Regions from separate parts of the Homo sapiens genome. Here region 2 is linked to region 1. Evidence: read pairs that join two places in POLR2A ChIA-PET (ENCODE). Cell type or tissue: PC-9. All regions are shown on one strand. Each heading gives the region's core, and the rest is flanking DNA. Links, peaks and the distances in the headings are about the cores only. Region 1 overlaps MAP3K5 (mitogen-activated protein kinase kinase kinase 5). Region 2 overlaps MAP3K5 (mitogen-activated protein kinase kinase kinase 5).

The links. ChIA-PET counts read pairs that join two places held together with the same protein. Peaks named below come from ENCODE experiments on the same cell type or tissue, not always from the same donor. Only the 100,000 strongest peaks of a DNase experiment are listed, where the experiment ranks them.
Region 2: POLR2A ChIA-PET joins it to region 1 with 5 read pairs; 3 of 35 experiments call an interaction of 5 or more read pairs at or near these places.

The regions. Positions count from the first base shown.
Region 1 is chr6:136,604,822-136,610,204 of GRCh38, forward strand. It overlaps MAP3K5 (mitogen-activated protein kinase kinase kinase 5), which reads right to left. Exons shown (of 30, transcript NM_005923.4): 19 at 388-545. Among named protein-coding and RNA genes, the nearest start is that of MAP3K5-AS1, 22 kb to the right of the region's middle. In PC-9, for the core only: CTCF peaks have their summits at 3,546 (motif pointing right) and 3,750; DNase peaks (open chromatin) are centred at 1,886, 2,640 and 3,540; H3K4me3 peaks cover 365 bases; H3K27ac peaks cover 1,702 bases.
Region 2 is chr6:136,754,433-136,759,815 of GRCh38, forward strand. All of the region lies in intron 1 of MAP3K5 (mitogen-activated protein kinase kinase kinase 5), which reads right to left. Among named protein-coding and RNA genes, the nearest start is that of MAP3K5-AS2, 27 kb to the right of the region's middle. In PC-9, for the core only: no CTCF peak of the experiment used is centred there; no DNase peak of the experiment used is centred there.

The sequences.
Region 1 (5,383 bases), core at 56-5,055:
AAATTATTAATTTTGGTTTAATTCCTAAATGGATTATAAAAAAAGTTCTTCTATCTTCATTCACGGAAAATTTTCAGACTGTTTCCCAAAGGGCTTAAATCATCTTCAGTATAGTCATGTGTTATTTATACTGCGTTGTTAAAAGGTGGTCAATGGAAGTTACATTGAATCTCACTTTATAGCTGAGAAAACTAAGGCACAGAGAGATCCACTGTGTGAGGCACCAGCGCTGGTTCTAACCGAGAGAGAATCTTCTTGACCTTTAATGTGTTCTAAGTTGTGTTTACTTAGCACCCTTTATCTAAAAAAATATGACACACACACACAGAACATCCAACAGCTATAAAAAGCTTTATCCATTTGTTTTTAAGAGAAATGAAGTGTGACCTTGAACATAGCTGCTTGTGGTTCTCCCAGTTCATAAAATGGGGGTTTTCCTGTGGCCATTTCAATGATTGTACAGCCCAGAGACCAGATGTCTGCTGCTTTTCCGTAGCCTCTTGGTCCTTTATCTATTATTTCTGGTGCCATATACTGGAGGGTACCTGGAAACAATTCAAACACATTTCCATTTTAAAAAGATAAAACAGAAGGGTATCTAATGACAGTTTTTCAACAGAATTTTTCAACAGAAATGAGACAACTGTAAAAACATGATTCAAGTCCTAATATCGTTTGTGAGTTCCAGTTTTCTCTGCTATTAATAAAAGTGGAAATAGCAGTTTTTATAATGGATTTCATCAGTGACATAAAAATACTTTACCCATATTATCTGGTTATGAATAGGTACGCTCTTATTCCCTAGACAGTGGAGTATAAGTGAGGCATCATTTCATTGGGCTTCTTAGAAACTTCTAACAATTAGTCTTTTGAGAACAATAACATCAGTACACATTTCTTGAAGTGCATGAAGACTGTTATTATGTAAACTTCTAATCTTTTCCAGAAGAGAATATAGTTCATTCATCCATTTCCTTAGCTCTATCTCTATTTTTCAGTTCCTAAATTGAATGCTTTAACTCTTCTGTTTTCATTCTTATTTCTTAATCATGACAGCATAAAGATTCTGAAAGCCATTGTGAAAATTAATGCAAATAAATTTCTGGTGTGCCCTATTCTGTAATCCAAATATACATGACTCCTGCTGCTGTCTGTGGTCCATGGACTAACAGGTTTAAGAGATCAAAGACAGGCCATGAGCCATCCATATAGACACATAATCAGATACAGTGACTAAGAATAAAGTGAAGGCCGGGTGCGGTGGCTCACGCCTGTAATCCCAGCACTTTGGGAGGCCAAGGCAGACGGATCACGAGGTCAGGAGTTTGAGACCAGCCTGGCAAACATGGTGAAACCCTGTCTCTACTAAAAATACAAAAATTAGCCGGGCTTGGTGGCGGGCACCTATAATCCCAGCTACTCAGGAGGCTGAGGCAGGAGAATCAGTTGAACCCAGGAGGCGGAGGTTGCAGTGAGCCGAGATCACGCCACTGCACTCCAGCCTGGGCAACAGAGTGAGACTCTGTCTCAAAAAAACAAACAAACAAAAAGAATACAATGAAAAAGGGAAGAGCTTTAAGCCTGCATGGAATCAGAGAGGTGGAGAGTGTGGTATAATAGAAAGAATTAAGTGGAGGGGGCCACGAGCCCTTAGTCTGCTTCTGGCCTAGTATACCCCAGGTAAACACTTAAGTACAACTACCTCATTAACCTAAATGAGAGGCTGGATTTGAACTTCGAATACCCCATAAAGTGGTTTCCTAAAGTCTAGCAATGAGTCAGGAGCATGAATAGAAACATATCACCGCATACCCTGCTTCTGATATACAAATAATATAGTCAGCAAACAAGAACTCATCCAAGATGCCATGTTGAATTACTTCAAATTATGAGGTGTTTGCCAAAAGAACTGCTTCAGATTTTCTGATTCATAACCAAAGTGACAGACATTTTGATAAATACAGATGACACCTTTTAGGAATGCCTCATGCATGGTTTTAGGTGAAAACAATTGTGTAAAATTCCTGCAAACTGTTCCTCTGAAAAGCACTATCATAGGTGAGAAATGGACTATTGTTTACAAAAATAAAAGTGTATCATTTTTGTTATGTATTGCAGTCTTTCTAGGTTTATCCTGCAGACCTTATCACTGCATAGCAGTAGTTCACGCTAACATACAACTGCACATGTCTGCTCTCAGAAAGCCTTTCACCTGGCCAAAGACAAGGCAACCATGCTCCCCAAAGACGCTCGCCCACCTTTACTACAAAATTGGTATGATTTCTCTTCATTTGTAGCTTTTCCCCAAGTGATAATTTTGTATGATTTAAATAAGCTCAAATGGTCTTTTCGAAAATGCATCGAAGCCTACCACCCCCTTTTGTTGTCTCGGGGCCTAGAATAGAATTAATGAGAGAATTTAAGTTGTACTAATAGCTAAGTGGGAGTTATAGTGGATCAAAATTTGGAAATTTTTAATTTTTAAACATCGTAAATTAGACAATTCAAGTAATGTCAACAACAAATTATGCAATATTTGATTTGTCAGATAACCATCTGCCAATTGTGTTTAATTATCCCCCACTGAGCAAGTGCCAGAAAAACAGGTTGAGTCATGTGTTCTTATCTGCTCCTCTTTTTACTCCACAAATACATGACACATAATATTTTAAACAAAGCAATTTACGAAGCTGGATAATGAAGATGAGAGCCAACCTGAACACTGGCTTAAGTAAAATCAATGAGAGTATTTGCTCTAAAACTCATACCTCACATATCTGCATTCTAAAGTTTTTTTAAAAAATTGCTTTGAAATATCTATTGTAGAATTTCTTTGCTGCTGCAACTACCCAGGGAGGTGGTACAGCTTAGTGGTTAATTAAACTCTAATGTCACATTTCATTCATTCACTCATTCATTTAACAGATCCACACTGAGGACCTACTATGGGCCAGGCACTGTTCTAGGCACTTAGAATACAGCAGAGGAGAAAACATATAGAAATACCTGGGCTTATGTTTTTGCAGTAGAAGCCAGATGATAAATTATCAGCACAGTAAGTAAATTATACAGCATGTTAGAAAGTGACATGTTATGACCAAAAAAATATAGACCCGAGTGAAGAGGATCAGCAGGAAGGCTGCCATGGTAAATAGGGTGTTCATGGCTGGTCTCACTGCAGAGGTGGACATCTGCGTTGAGACTGGAAGAAGGTAAGAAAGTTACCCATGCAGACAGCTGGGGTAGCGGCAGGAGGAAAAGCCTGTGCAAAGGCCCTGTGATGGGACCCTGCCTGCTGTCATGGAGGAAATGCAGGAAGGTCCACGTTTCTGGCTCTGAGTAAATAACAGAAGAAGAGTAGGAAATGGGGTCTGAAAGGGAACAGACTCCGAATCAGGTCAGAGCCTTGTCCCCCACTATGAGGGTTCTGACATTTGTTTACTCTGAACAAAAAAAAAAAGCAAGCCACTGAGGGCTCTGAGCAATAGGACTTGGTTTATGTTTCAGAGGGATCACTCTGGCTGCAGTGCTGAGAGTAGACAGTAGGGGGCAAAAGTGAAGCAGGAGCACAGTTGGGGAAGCCACCGAAAATGCAGGTGAGCGATGAGAGTGGCAGCAGCAGAGGTGGTGAGAACCGGCCCAATGTTGGACATGTTTTGAAGGCTTCGTGGACGGACTGGGTTGGAGTGTGAGAAAAGAGAAGTGCCCTGGATAACAATGTCGGGAGTGGCTGCCAACTGGGACAGAAGAGTGTGCCGGGGACAGGTTTGGGAGAAGATAATTAATTCCCTTTGGCCTGTTAAGTCTTGCTTGAGTCTCAGCTCTATTACCAACTAGCTTTGTGACCTTGGGCAAGTTATTCAACCTCTTTGAACCTTCATTTTCTCACCACAAACTGGGATAATGATACCTAATGATTAAGGCTGATGTATGAATTTCAATAAAACAACATATGTAAAGCACTTAGTGCAGAGCAAGGTAACACAGTAAGCACTCCATAAATGGTGATCACTGCTGCCTTTTCCCTCATCAAAATCACCAAAAGGTGATGCAGACCAATTTATTGACTGAGCACCTGGGACTAACCCACCTGGGACTTAGTGACCACCAAGTTCACGTTTGAAGCCTATGATGTGCAGGGCCCTCGGGACCGGTGCTGGGGACAGATCTATACATGTTAGTGACACACGTCACTCTTACGTGACACCAGTGGAAGAGGTCCAAGAAAAGGGCTCTGTGAGGACTGCTTTCCTACAATTCCTTTGGAGATTTTACAAAAAAGATGTTCCCCAGATTAGTAGCAGAAGATACTGTGTTAACATCCTGTCCCACAAAGTGTGTGAAACGAGGGATTTTCCTCTCAGAAATTACTGAGTCTTGACAGCACTGAAACTGCTGCTTGCCAAGTTAAGAGTAAGAGGAAAGAAATGTAAAGACATTTGAAGTTATTAATAGGTCAGAATTTAGTTTTTTCAAAAAAATATATTCAAAATGTGTTTAATTCTGTACCCTAAAATATCCATTGCCCTGAGGTGGGAGCTGGGCCAGGGGTATTGCTGACTGAATGCTCTAGGGAAAAAACTTACACAGAATGTCTCTCTCTCCTCCTGCAGGAAGGTAGAGAGAAAGATGGACTAGAGCCAGAAGGTAAAAGCAAAGAGCAAACAGTAGATACAAAATCTGAGTTCTGGCTAGGCGTGGGGGTTCGCACATGTAATCCCAGCACTTTGGGAGTCCAAGGCAGGTGGATCACTTGAGGTCAGGAGTTTGAGACCAGCCTGGGCAACATGGTGAAACCCTGTCTCTACCAAAAATACAAAAAATTAGCCAGGCATGGAGGTGCGTGCCTATGGTCCCAGCTACTAGGGAGGCTGAGGTAGGAGAATCACTTGAGCCCGGGGTAGGGGAGGTCACAGTGAGCAGAGATTACACCACTGTACTTCAGCCTGGGTTACAGAGCGAGAACCCATCTCAAAAGAAAAAACAAAAACAAAAAAACAGTTTTGCCAGGCATGACATCCTAGATACTTAGGAGAGTGGGGTGGGTGGACTGCTTAAACCCAGGAGTTCAAGACCAGCCTGGGCAACATAGCAAGACCCAGTCTCAAAACAAAAACAAAAACAAAAAACCAGTCTGAGTTCTATCCGGTACACACTGCTGTGACTTCTGACTGCAATGTCACTTCTCTCCCAGGTAATTTCCTCATCTACAAAATGGAGGTACTCCCACCTACCTCACAGAATTGAGATGGGGCCATGTTGCTTCATATTAGACCAAAGATTATTCATGATCTTTTTCTCTTCCCTTCCCCTTACCCTTTTTTTTTTCCTGCTAAATTTCTCTCTATAAGAAGAACTTAACACTTCATGAGAATTAGCATGA
Region 2 (5,383 bases), core at 314-5,313, 150 kb after region 1:
GCCAGATGTGGTGGCACATGTCTATAGTCCTAGCTACTCGGAAGGCTGAGGCGGGTGGAACACTTGAGCTGGGGAGGTCGAGGCCTGCAGCAAGTGATGATGGCATGCACCACTGCACTCCAGCCTGGGCAACAGAGAGAGACCGCTCTCAAAAAAAAAAAAGAAAGAAAGAAAAGAAAATCCTGTTTGAAGGTGGATTATAGGGCTCCCCCACCCTATGCTTAATCTGCAGAAAAGGGAGATTGATCAAAGGTTTTGCATGGGCACAGTAAGATGTCCAGAAGAATGCTTCGGGAAGAACAGGACACCCACATGCTGGACTAGAGAGGAGCAAATCTGCAGAGGATGCCTCAATGGAGGTCCTCGGCAGCCTAGGGAAGAATGATGTCAGTGCAGATGGAACAGAGGAAACGGGGCTGAGGCACGTTCCTGGGGTCCACTGACAAGATCTCGATGCTTCAGATGTTGGGGAAACCATTATTCTATTCACGCAGTTGCCCATTCCAGAAATATGAGGTTGTCGTCTCCTCCTCAATCCACTGAATCATGAAGTCCCATCAATTCTACTTCCTGCTGAGTCCATTTACTCCTCTCTATCTATATGGCCCATCTGGTCTCCTAACGCATGCAACTCCACTCCATTCGCAACACAAAATTCATGTTGATCTTTTTAAAAATGCTAAGCTGATAATGGCATTCTCTTACATGAAAAAAAAACCTTTAATGGCTCAGAAAGAGGCTGAAAACCCTTCACTTTAGTCTCTAATGCCCTGCTTAGCTGTGTTCCTGCCTCCCTCTCCAGCCGCATCCAGCTCCTCTCTGCTCCCTGGCTTCCTCCTAGATCCTCATGCACAACTCAGCTCTTCCCTGTTTCCGCCACCCCAAGAAATGCTCCTCACTCTTCACCTAGGCCCTCAGACACAGGGTCTCCTCTCCCAGCCCTCTAAACTTCCCTTTGAGCACATAATTTGTAATTCAATAGCTGGAAAGCAGCCATGGTGCAGTGGCTCATGCCTGTAGTCCTAGCACTTTGGGAGGCCCAGGCAGGAGGACCGCCTGAGCCCAGGAGTTCAAGATCAGCCTGGGCAACATAGTGAGACTCCGACTCTTCAAAAAATATAATAAAATGAAATAATTAGCTGGGCATGGTGGCACACGCCTGTGGTCACAGCTAAGAGCCTGGGAGGTCAAGGCTGCAGTGAGCCATGATCTTGCTACCACACTCCAGCCTGGGTGACAGAGCAAGACTCTGTCTCCAAAAAAAAAAAAAAAAAAAAGTTAAAGTTGAAAAGCTACTTTTTAATGACAATTTCCCTAGACAAGTGCCCTCTGCTCCAGGCTAACCGTAACCATACAGGCTAGAATAGTATCTTGTATACAGAAGGCACTCATTAGATGAACAGATGAATAAGAAGCAAGGAGTCAAAGATGACACTGAGGTTTCTAGTCAGGGTGACTAGAGAGAAAACACTATCACTGGTAAGCAAAGGGGTGTAAGTTAAAAGGAAAAAATTATGACATTAAAATTGGAAGTTGAAAAATATGTTCAGCAGATTGATGGAAAAGTAGAAATGGAGCTAAGGAGAGAAGAATGGGCTAGAAATATGTACTTGAAAGTCACTGTCACACTTTGGGAGGCCAAAATGGGCAGATCGCTTGAGCCCAGGAGTTCAAGACGAGCCTAGGCAACATGGCAAAACCCCGCCTCTACAGAAAAAAAAAAAACACTACAAAAATAAGCCAGGCATGGTGGTGCATGCCTGTAGTCCTAGCTACTGGAGAGACTGAGGTGAGAGGATCACTTAAGCCTGGTAGGCAGACGTTGCAGTGAGCTGAGATGGTACCTCTGCACTCCAAACTGCATGACAGAGCCAGACCTGTCTCAAAAAAACAAAATGCAGGTCACTTTCATTGAGCTGGGCATGGATGCTATACAGCTAAGTCAGAGTGCAATGAAATGATCTCTCTGAATATGTCTTTCCAACTAGACTAGAAGCTCCTTAAGGGTATTGCCTTTTTGTTGCTGTTGTTGTTGAGACAGTCTCTCTCACTGTCGCCCAGGCTGGAGTGCAGTGGCGCAATCTCGGCTCACTGCAACCTCCGCCTCCCTGCAACCTCCGCCTCCCGGAAGGGTATTGCCTGTGTTGTACTCATCTCTTTATCATAAGTGTCCTAAATAATGAAAGAACAATTCTTCAAGAGAAAAGGAGTGGTCAGCCCCTTTACCCTCCTGTCAAGGAAAATTAAGCCTGAAGGTCATACTATTGGATGCTTAAAGGCCCTGCCGATTCATCACAAGACAGTTTCCACAAACTGATGGGAGAGAGACACTTGCAAGGCTTAGGTGAGTAACATGAGTCACTTTTTCTAGATTATCAGAGCATTGTCAGCACTGAGGGGCTGATGGCCCGGTGCATGTGGATAAGGTCTCCTTTTCCTCTTCCATCTCATTAGGAAGACTGACCCCAAGACTCCAAGAGACACTTTCTCAAGTGTGCATAGGCTTTCTCTTCAGAACCACACGAAGCTCAGAAGCAAAGCTCATTTTGGCTTTCCAGTATCTCTATGGTTTTCCAGCAAATCAAGGTGAACACCCGAGAAAACTCAGGTTTCAGTGCTGCAGTAGAAATCGATAGGAAGACTTTGGCCTGCTTTGGTTCTAGACCATTCAAGTCATCTAGCCCAGGGAAGGTGTCGTAGGGTTCCAGCCTGGCTCACCAGAGTTTTATGCTGGGACGTGGGGCAAGAGCCACGTGCAATAATCAAGAGATGCTTTGCCTTGGTTTATTTTCTGACTACATACCTACCTCTAGGACTTTTCAAGAAAATAAGTTCCAGGGAAAGATTGTGGTATTCCTTAGCAACCCAGCCAAATACAACTATAACAGCATCTCAGTTTCAACACAGTTTACAGGAAGTAAGAGAGTCAGGGCTGGGTCTTTGGAGAAATAAGCTCAAGGGAGATGTTTCTGTGTTGGGAAGCAAGAATTTATGAGCTGTCTGTCTAGTCAGATAGCATCACAGATTTGTAAATAATGTTCATAATAATTAGCAAGATTCCTTTCTATTACTGTGTTTACCAATTGGAAATATGAGAAGATCAACAGACATTAATCAGAGAACTCATTTTATAGATTTATTTATTTATTTTTTATTTTTTTTTTTTTTTTTTGAGACGGAGTTTCGCTCTTGCTGCCCAGGCTGGAGTGCAGTAGCGCAATCTTGGCTCACTGCAACCTCCACCTCCTGGTTCAAGCGATTCTCCTACCTCAGCCTCACAAGTAGCTGGGATTACAGGCATGCGCCACCACACCCAGCTATTTTTTGTTTTTAGTAGAGATGGGGTTTCACCTTGTTGGTCAGGCTGGTCTGGAACTCCTGATCTCAGATGATCCACCTGCCTCGGCCTCCCAAAATGCTGGATTCCAGGCATGAGCCACTGTGCCCAGCCTCATTTTATAGATCTTAGAGGCTTCTTTTCATAACTGAAATATCTGAATATATTTTAGGGAACACAAAAATAAAACCATTTAAAGTGGCAAAGTGGTAATAGGAGAGTTATATAAAAGTATTAGAACTAAATAGCCTTTCTGTAAATAATTAAAACTTATTTTAATACCAGCACCCAATGCACAACTTTTGCTAAAATATTGAGAGTACATTAGGCACTTTGGTAATTTAGGAACAAATGCTATTTTGATTTTACTTTCTCTTAGATACACTGCAGATCAATGTCATCATGTCATACTAAAATTTAAGGTTCAACAATCTTCATGCCTTTTAAAAGTAATCTTCTTTGCCCTGCAAATTTGTTCTTATATAATATTTTAGAGCACTAAAAAAAATTACATAACAAAGCCTTGCAGTTTTTCATTTTTATTATTTTGACTAATTTTTATCCTTTAAGATGTTCCCATGATAGAATTTTTAGTCTCATAACTTTACATATGATGAAAACTGAACGAAAATGACAACAGTCTCTGAATTTACACTGCATTTATACCTCTCAAGAGACATTCTTCCAGGACTTCAAATTCATAAATATATCTTTCGTTTCCCATTTTTTTAAAAAAGCCATGGGCCTTGCCCACCCCCTCAACCACTTTCAAGTGGCATGCCAAATCATTTTTGCAGTGTGGGCAGTCAATCCAGATCTAGATTCTTAGACTTCAGAAGCAAATCCTCTTTACCCCTCCTTTACCTATGGATTAGAAAAATCAATAAAAGAGACTAGCAGGAAGCAAATGACAAATTCATAAGTGAAGACTCTGTTTATACTTTAATAATTTACAAGGAATCAATTATTAGGTATCAGTGTATTCTGCCTTGATTAAAACTGTTAGTCTATCCAAGAAAATAAAAATGTATTTTGAGTTTTTGCACATCTTACATTCACAGTAGGAATCCTGTTTCTGCCTATGTTTCTATGAGTCAAACCTGTATTAAATATAGACTTTTGGCCAGGCATGGCGGCTCACGCCTGTAATCCCAGCCCTTTGGGAGGCCGAGGCAGGCAGATCACTTGAGGCCAGAAGTTTGCGACCAGCCTGGCCAACATGGTGAAGCTCTGTTTCTATCAAAAATACAAAAAAGTAGCCAGGTGTGGTGGCAGGCACCTGTAATCCCTACTCAGGAGGCTGAGGCACAAGAATCACTTGAACCTGGGAGGTGAAGGTTGCAGTGAGCCAAGATTACGCCACTGTACTCCAGTCTGGGCAACAGAGTGAGATTGTCTAAAAAAAATAAAATAAAAGAATAGACTTTTGAAAGTAAAATGTTACTCTATATAGCCTTACTTATTCATTCAAAAAATATTTATTGACTAAGTATTATGTGCCTGAACATAGGCTGAACAATACAGGCAAAGACGAACAAGAAGTTGATTCATGAATGTACCATGTTCCTATAAAGATAAAAAGGCAAAAGTCAGTAACAAAAACCCACATTGTAACCTAAGAATAATATGATCCTGAGAAAATCTTCAAAGAAGAAAGCTTCCTAAAATAACCTTTATACTAAAACTATATATATATATATATATATATATATAAAGTTTGAGACAGAGTATCACTCTGTCACCCAGGCTGGAGTGTAGTGGCACAATCACAGCTCACTGCAACCTCTACATCCTAGGCTCGAGCGATCCTCCCACCTCAGCCTCCTGAATAGCTGGGACTACAGGCATACACCACCACATCCAGCTAATTTTTTCTATTTTTTGTAGAAACGAGGTTTTTGCCATATTGCCCAGGCTCATCCCAAACTCCTGGGCTCAAGCGATCTGCTCACCTCAGGATTATAGGTGTGAGCTACCGCACCCAGCCCTCTATTTTTTTTTTTTTTTTTTTTTGGAGCAACATGGCTGTTTATTTCACCTGGGTGC